Regions from separate parts of the Homo sapiens genome. Here region 2 is linked to region 1. Evidence: read pairs that join two places in POLR2A ChIA-PET (ENCODE). Cell type or tissue: A673. All regions are shown on one strand. Links, peaks and the distances in the headings refer to the core of each region. The heading gives the core; the rest is flanking DNA.

Region 1 (4,385 bases), core at 126-4,125:
AATTTTTGAGCTGAGAAGGTCAGGTGAGATAAACTGTATGGACTGGAATTCTGATTTGAGATGTAAAGTGATGGAGTGCAAAGACCACAGGTCTCTGTATTCGAAGGTTTAGGTGCAAGGTACAACCTTACCAGATATTTCACAGCTTGCCTTTTATCATTTCTGAGCTGAGAGGGCCAGGTGAGATAAACCCTATGGACTAGAATTCTGAAAGGAGAGCAGTATGTCAACAAAGGAGGATTCAGCAACTGCCTGATGCAATCTCTAGTTATCTTCGTCCTGCACCAGCAGTATATGATGCTATCTCATCCAACTCCATTCTTCAGATTTGTCATCTCTCCTTTACTTGGATAAAACCTGGCTGGAAACTTGGCTTCAGTCCTCCATATCCATCTGTTTTAGGCAGACTTAACTCAGCTTTACATCTTTGCAAACTTACCCACGCACATCAGCATCCGAGAAATTTCCATACTCTTTGATTAAAATTGCAGTAAAAGTCACAAAGGACCTTGCTTAAAATGAAAGGAAGTTTCTAGGAACTCTAAGCTCAGTAACTTTATGACCATTCCCTGTAGAGCTGCAAAGGTCTGGATTTGAAAAGTCATAAGTAGCAAGGGAATTGCGCCAGAATACCTGTCTTTTGCTGGAGCAAATCCATTGCCTGGTTCATGCCTATGTCACATAGGCAGGGCAATGCCAGACTTTTCTTTTCTTTTTTTAAAGACAGAGTTTCGCTCTTGTTGTCCAGGCTGGAGTGCAGTGGCACGATCTTGGCTCACTGCAACCTCCACCTCCTGGGTTAAAGCGATTCTCCTGCCTCACCCTCCCAAGTAGCTGGGATTACAGGCGCCCACCACTAAGCCCGGCTAATTTTGTGTTTTTAGTAGAGATGGGGTTTCTCCATGTTGGTCAGGCTGGTCTCAAACTCTCAACCTCAGGTGATCCGCCCACCTTGGCCTCCCAAAGTGCTGGGATTACAGGTGTGAGCTACAGCACCCGGCCTTCTTTTTTTTCTCTTTTTTTTAATTTTTTTTTTTTGAGACGGAGACTTGCTCTGTTGCCCAGGCTGGAATGCAGTTGCTCACTGCAACCTCCGCCTCCTGGGTTCAAGGGATTCTCCTGCCTCAGCCTCCCGAGTAGCTGGGACTACAGGCATGCGCCACCACACCCGGCTAATTATTGTATTTTTATTAGAAATGGGGTTTCCACATGTTGGCCAGGCTGGTCTCGAGCTCTTGACCTCAAGTGATCCACCCTCCTGGGATTACAAGAGTGATCTGTCCCCTCCCCTCCCCTCATCTCCCCTTCCTCCACTCCTCTTCCCTTCTCTCTCTTTTGAGACAGGGTCTCATTCTGCTGCCCAGGCTGCAGGTGCAGTGGTGTGGTTATGGTTCACTGCAGTCTTGATCTCCCAGGCTCAAGTGATCCTTATGCCTCAGCCTCCCAAGTAGTTAGGACTACAGGTGCATGCCACTGACCTGGCTAATTTTTTAAATTTATTTTTTGTAGAGATGTAGCTCAGAATGGTCTTGAAGCCCTGGCCCAAGCAATTCTCCCTCCTTGGCCTCCCAAAGTCCTAGGATTACAGGCATGAGCTACTGCGCCCAGCCCAGACTTTTTTGTTGTTGTTGTTGTTGCTGTTTCTCACCCAGGTTGCAGTACAGTGGTGCGATCACAGCTCACTGGAGCCTTAACCTCTGGGGCTCTGGCAATCCTCCTGCCTCAGCCTCCCAAGTAGCTGGGACCACACACATGCCACCACTCTCAGCTAATTTTTTTTTTAATTTGTTGAGACAGGGTCTCACTATGTTGCCCAGGCTGGTCTTGAACTCCTGTGCTCAAGTGATCCTCCCACTTTGGCCTCCCAGAGTGCTGAGATTACAGGTGTGAGCCACCACACGTGGCCCCCAGATATTCTTTAAGTGTAAAGCTTGACTACTATTTGAGGCTTGACTTCTGCTTTCAAATTGATTTTGAATTACATACAAGTAATTTCCAAGGAGAGTCAGTTAACAAGATAAAATTGTGGTCTTTACCATATGTGCATTCTTTTATATTCTCAGCCCCATTAGTGCTTGTATAAGTCCATGTGTACTAAGTAAATCTCTTTTAACCAGTTCTTTCCAACTGTGAAAAGAAGTAAATTATATGGGGCTGGGCGTGGTGGCTCGCGCCTGTAATCCCAGCACTTTGGAGGCTGAGGCGGGCGGATCACTTGAGGTCGGGAGTTTGAGAACAGCCTGGCCAACATGGTGAAACCCCATTTTCATTAAAAATACAAAAATTAGTCGAGCGTGGTGGCGGGCACCTGTAGTCCCAGCTACTCAGGAGGCTGAAGTAGGAGAATCGCTTGAACTCAGGAGATGAAGTTTGCAGTGAGCTGAGATTGTGCCACTGCACTATAGCCTGGGCAACAGAGCGAGACTCTGGCTCAAAAAAAAAAAAAAAAAAGAAAGAAAGAAATTATATGGATTTTTCAGGGAGCTTACAAGGATAAGAAAATAGGACTTGGCTGGGCGCAGTGGCTCACACCTGTAATCCCAGCACTTTGGGAGGCAGAGGAGGGCGGGTCACCTGAGGTCAGGAGTTCGAGACCAGCCTGGCCAACATGGTGAAACCCCTTCTCTACGAAAGTACAAAAATTAGCCAGGCATGATGGCGGGTGCCTGTAATCCCAGCTACTCGGGAGGCTGAAGCAGAAGAATCACTTGAATCTGGGAGGCGGAGGTTGCAGTGAGCTGAGATTGTGCCACTGTACTCCAGCCTGGGCAAGAGAGTGAGACTCAATCTCAAAAAAAAAAGAAAAAAGAAAATAGGGCTGAGGCAGGAGGATCACTTGATACCAGGAGTTTAAGACTAGCCTGGGCAACATAGCAAGACCCCATGGCTATAAAATTAAAAAAGGATTAAAAAGTAGATAATATTAAAACACCTTAGATTTTTCAAAGTAATGGAGCTCTTTTTTTTTTTTTTTTTTTTGAGATGGAGCCTTGCTCTGTCACCCAGGCTGGAGTACAGTGACATGATCTCGGCTCACTGCAACCTCCATCTCCCAGGTTCAAGCGATCTTCCTGCCTCAGCCTCCTGAGTAGCTGGGATTACAGGCACGCACCACCACACCCAGCTAATTTTTTGATTTTTAGTAGAGATGTGCTTCACCGTGTTGGCCAGGCTGGTCTCGATTTCCTGATGTCAGGTGATCCACCCGCCTCAGCCTCCTAAAGTGCCAGCACCAATGTGCCCGGCTGGAATGGAGCTCTTAATATAAATTGTACTTATTAGTTTTTCGTTTCAGCCTATAAAATGTACAAATCTTTCTCTTTAAAAAAAAAAAAACACTCCTTTGATGCTGTATGCCTTGCAAGTTAACACACTTTCCATCTACTCTTCATAGCAGAGTTCTTACAAGAGAGATCCACGCATGTGCTTTTCATTTCACCATTGACTCAGAAGTTACATTTATGATTTTATCACAAAGAAATATTGAGAGAGGCATACAGAGTTATGGATAAGGATGCTCATTACAACCTTTTTACAATACTAAAAAATTGGAAACAACCTAAATAATTGATGATAGGGAGGCTTTAAAAAATTATGGCATCTATAAATGAGAATTTGGCTTTGCTGCAAATAGCAGATGACCCACAATAACTGTGGTAGGAGGAGGGATGCTATCTGGGACCGTGTGATGGCTCACTCCCCAGAGTCCTTGCAGCTTGGTTTCCTCCTTTTTCATTACTCTACTCTGTCTGGCTTCATACCTAAGATTACTTCACAGACCAAGAGGGCTTCTCCTGTTCTAGTTATCAGCAAGAGGGACTAGACAAAGAAAACTGGGGCAACTATCATTCACCAACTGTCTCTTAAGGAAGCATCCAAAAACTGACTTACATGTTTATCTAGGGTAGAATTGTTACTATATTAGAGAAGACAGAAACTATGCTTGGACCCAGGCCTTGAGCTGATTAGGGTTGAACTTTAGGCAAAGAACAACTCAGATAGTTAGTCTAAAAGGAGTTTTTTCTACATTTATCTGTTTGAAATTTCCCAGCATCAAATTTTATATTTTCCTATATTGAGGGGAAGGGGCCCCATTAGGATATTTTGCCCTTTTGCCCAATGTATACACTTTTTAACCCATAATCTGTTTTATAAAATTGCAATCTTTCGGCCTGGCGCAGTGGCTCACGCCTGTAATCCCAGCACTTTGGAAGGCCAAGGTGGGTGGATCACGAGGTCAGGAGATCCAGTCCATCCTGGCTAACACGGTGAAACCCCGTCTCTACTAAAAATCCAAAAACAAACTTAGCCGGGTGTGGTGGCGGGCGCCTGTAGTCCCAGCTACTCGGGTGGCTGAGGCAGGAGAATGGCGTGAAGCCAGGAGG
Region 2 (4,385 bases), core at 100-4,099, 1.5 Mb after region 1:
CCTCTCGGCCTGCTAATGGAGGCAGCAGGGTGAGGATGGGTGCCCACCATCCCTCCAGGGAGCTGGGCTGCACCCCACCTGCTGTTCTGCTCCCACCAGGCACTTCCTTGATCCTCCTAACTGGAGTCGGCGGTCCTCGTGTTCTCAGCTGGTCGTGTATCCAGCAGTGGCACAGGCTGCCCTTTGTGCACTCATGGCTGCCCCGGGGGCACAAGTGTGTGCCAGCTCTTCCCGGAATGGGACGCACCCATGGCTGGAGCCCCAGGTGCACCTGGGCGCAGGTCCTCTTGAGGAAACTAAGGCTCAGACGGAGGCCTCGTGCCCAAAGTCCCACAGCTGCCATATGAAGAATCTGGTACACAAACCCCATTCTGCGGCCCCAGAGCCTGCCCTTCAGCCCCAGCCTGTGGGGGACAGCAGTGAGCCCCAACTCCGGCCTGCCTCTGCCCTGACCAGCTATCCTCATTTGTCGCAGTTCAGTGAGTGTGTGCAGAGTGCAAAGACAGAGAGGACAACACGAAGCTCTTTAAGGCTCAGCTCCGGCACTGCCTCCTCCTGGAGGCTTCCTAACCACCACCCCCCCAGACCTATCCACCTGCCCTGCCAAATTAGAGGCTGGGCCTCAGCTGGGGGCCCCTCCTGTCAGGGCCTGAACCAGCTGTGACCCCAGCCTCACCCAGCACAGGGCTGACCACAGCAGGGACCCCAGTCAGAGGCCGTGCAGACTCCAGCCATGGCTTCCTCCACCCTCGTCTGCCTCCACCCCCATCCCCTAACTGGTGTCTCCCTGGGCCTCCCTTTCCCTGCCTGCTTTCTGAACACCACAAGCTATTGAAGGCCAGGCTGTTCCCTCCACCAGGAATGCCCTTTCCACCTGGTGAATTCCTATTCCTCCATCAAAACTTGCTCTGATGCCACCTCCCATTCTTCCCTTGTCTGTGCCCCTCCACATGCCAGCTCCCAACATACTGACCGTCTGACCCTATAAACCTCAGAGCCACGTTTCCTCCTCCCCACTAGGCTCTTCCCGGAGCTACAGGTGTGCGGAATTACCCTCAGCAGCACCTGCGAGATGGCAATTACATGTGATGCTGGTCGGCACCAATTCAGACACCTTGTCCGAGAGGTGGCCCAGGGCACATACTTATCACTGGCAGCTGAAAACAACCCACGGGCCTGATGCAGTGGCAATTCTGGGAGTAGCCCCTGCTGCTGGGCACCTGTTTTCAGTCAAAATGGCAGTGCTAAGGTTAGGCGCAGGGGCTCACACCTGTAATAACAGCACTTTGGGAGGCAAAGGCAGGCAGATCACTTGAGCCCAGGAGTTCAAGACCAGCCTGGGCAATGTAGCAAGGCCCCATCTCTACAAAGTTTTAAAAATAGCTGGGCATGGTGGCATGAGCCTGTAGTCTCCATTACTCTGGAGGCTGAGGTGGGAGGATCCCTTGAACCCGGGAGTTCAACATTGCAGCGAGCTGTGATTGTGCCATGGTATTCCAGCCTGGGTGACAGAGCAAGACCCCGTCTCTAAAAACAAACTGGCTCACGCCTGTAATCCCAACACTTTGGGAGGCTAAGGCAGGCAGATCACGAGGTCAGGAGATCAAAACCATCCTGGCCAACATGGTGAAATCCAGCCTCTACTAAAAATACAAAAATTAGCTGGGCGTGGTGGTATGTGCCTATAGTCCCAGCTGCTTGGGAGGCTGACGCAGGAGAATCATTTGAACCCAGGAGGCGGAGGTTGCAGTGAGCCGAGATTGTACCACTGCACTCCAGCCTGGTGACAGAACGAGACTCCATCTTAAAAAAAAAAAAAAATATATATATATATATATATATATATATATGTATACACACACACACACACACTCACACATACACACACACACACATATATATATATATTTCTCCCTCTTGAGTTGTTTCTCTGCAGCTTGTTTTAAAGCTCATATGAAGGCAGCAAGATGTTTTCGAGCTGCCAGGCTCCAGTCTGGAAAAGATAAAGCCCTTTACAACCTTCCCTACAACGTATTCCCTTTCCTTCTAGCATCACCGGCACTGGGTGATGGTCATTGTCTTTTATGTACTTTTGGTGGCTTTGCTTAGTCCCAAGGCTGTGACCAGAACTTTGAAGGTGCTTTCACTCACATTTCCAAGGCTGCCTTGATGTGTTTTGCACAGAAACCGCCATCTGTGGCCAGATGGCCACTCTGCCCGTCCTCCCCCAGCCAGAAACACTGCTTCCTCAGCAGGTTCTTTTTGTTTGTTTGTTTTGAGACAGGGCCTCACTATGTTGCCCAGGCTGGAGTGTAGTGGTATGATCATGGCTCACTGCAGCCTCAACCTCCTGGGCTCAAGCAATCCTCCAGCTTTAGCCTCAGCCTCCTGAGTAGCTGGGACGACAGGCACACTCCACCATGCCAAGCTAATTTTTTTAGTTTGGGTCTCACAATGTTGCCCAGGCTGGTCTTGAACTCCCAGACTCAAGCGATCCCCCTGCCTCAGCCTCCCAAAGTGCTGGGATTACAGGCGTGAGCCACTGTGCCCAGCATCAATTATCTTCCATGGAAGCCAAGGATAGGGTGCTTGTTCCCCATGGCGGGGGGTGCTCCCCACTGGCCTAGTCAGCCCCATCCTGTCTCTCACCAACTCCAGACCACCACATGGTAGATGCTCAGAACTTGGAACCATAGCCTGGTACATCCTAGAAACTTCCAGCACAGGCTCCTTGGGTAATTGCTGCTAACATTTGTTGAGCTAAACCTATCGCGTGCCAGGTACTGGTTAGGTGCTCTAAATGGTGATTTGTTTGTTTTCTCTAAAACAAACAGGGCCTTGCTATGTTGCCCAGGCTGGTCTTGAACTCCTGGTCTCAAGCAATCCTCCAACCTCAGCCTCTAAAGTCAATAAGATTATAGGCGTGAGCCACTGCATCTGGCTAAATGGTGATAATAATAACACTAACTGGCATTGGTTCAGGGCCTACTATGTGCCATGCACTGCTTAAGCCTTCACTCATCGGATCCCCACAATTCCAAGAAGCTGCTTTTAGTACTGCTCCCTTTACATTGTTAAGAACCTGAAGGTTCTTGGACTTGTCCAAGGTCATACAGTAGGGCTGCTTGTTAAGACCCCTGATCCCAGCCTTCTAGCTGCAGGGAGCACAGGGACCCCAGAGCCTGGCAGGGGCAGCATGCAGAGGCAAGGCCTGCTGGGAGACAGGTGCAGGGACGGGGAGTCAGTTAGGAAAGGAGCTCAAACAGGGTTCGGGGTAGGCCACAAATTCCCCCTAGGGGGATGGACCCCCAGCCCCGTCCCACCTCCCACAAGCCCCAACCCAGCAGGGGACCCACACCTGGAGCCAGTCTCAATGGCTCCCTGACCTCTCACCCCTGAGCCAGTTAAGGCTTTCCCCACCTCACCCCCGACACACACAGCCGCCCCTGTGGAGCACATGGTGCAGGCTGTCACACACTGTCAGTGCCCAGGGTCAAAAGGCATGTCCACATGGCCCGTGGCTGCTAGGAGACAAGGTCAGAGGCACTTCCTCTGGCCGGCCTGGGCTCCACCTGTCAGCAGGCAAAGTCCAGATCCCAGGCCTCTGCTGGCAGTGACTCCTGCCTGGAGCTGACCGGGTCACTCAGGATGTTTGTGTCCAGCTAGGTGAATGTTGGGCAGAAGGTAACTCCCAACCCGGCTGAGACAAGGGAACTTTATCTTGGAGCACTAGGGAGCCATGAATGGTTGGAGACCAGGGGAGTTCTGTGCTGTAAGCTAGGGCAGTAACTAGTCTAGAGCTGTGTTTTCTAAGGAGTGCCAGTGCTTGGTGGAACTAGGGAGAGAACTGGGGCATGAGATATCCTGGGGAGAGGTATGGGGTGGCAGAGCGGGCCCCCATTGTGCCCTACCAGGGCTGGCCTGGACCCAGCAAACAGCCAGACACATGACTAGAAGCAAGGCCCTGTTGTGGCTGGGCTGGGCATGCTGGGAGGGACATCAGGGCGGGAGAACTCTGAGAACGCACTGCTCGGGGCAAGGTGACACCCAGAAGGGCTTTCTGGGAAGCAGCCTCTGACGGGGCTTGGCAGACATCTGGGGTCCGACAGACAAAGAGCAGACATGACGGGGTCCAGGCATAGGAAAGAGACCCCGAGGCCCTGTTCCAGGCTCTTGGCCAGAACTCTGTTTCCGTCTGCCTCTTCTGCACTCATAAGCTTGTGCAAAATTGGATAAATTAATCCTCAGCAGGGAGGTGAAGACTGCCACGGGCTTAACAATAATCCCCAACACAGGTACAGGGCCATCTCCTGATCCATCCTCCCCCGACAGCTGCAAGGTACTCTGAGGCCCAGAAGGAGACAGGCTCACCTGAGGTCTTGGTG

Evidence for each region. Peaks named below come from ENCODE experiments on the same cell type or tissue, not always from the same donor. Only the 100,000 strongest peaks of a DNase experiment are listed, where the experiment ranks them.
Region 2: POLR2A ChIA-PET joins it to region 1 with 9 read pairs; 2 of 35 experiments call an interaction of 5 or more read pairs at or near these places.

Annotation. Positions count from the first base shown.
Region 1 is chr17:16,289,074-16,293,458 of GRCh38, forward strand. All of the region lies in intron 2 of PIGL (phosphatidylinositol glycan anchor biosynthesis class L), which reads left to right. Among named protein-coding and RNA genes, the nearest start is that of MIR1288, 9.3 kb to the left of the region's middle. In A673, for the core only: no CTCF peak of the experiment used is centred there; no DNase peak of the experiment used is centred there.
Region 2 is chr17:17,827,386-17,831,770 of GRCh38, forward strand. All of the region lies in intron 1 of SREBF1 (sterol regulatory element binding transcription factor 1), which reads right to left. Among named protein-coding and RNA genes, the nearest start is that of SREBF1, 7.4 kb to the right of the region's middle. RefSeq lists enhancers at 1-483, 484-1,205, 2,983-3,731, 3,732-4,385. In A673, for the core only: a CTCF peak has its summit at 524 (motif pointing left); no DNase peak of the experiment used is centred there; H3K27ac peaks cover 3,458 bases.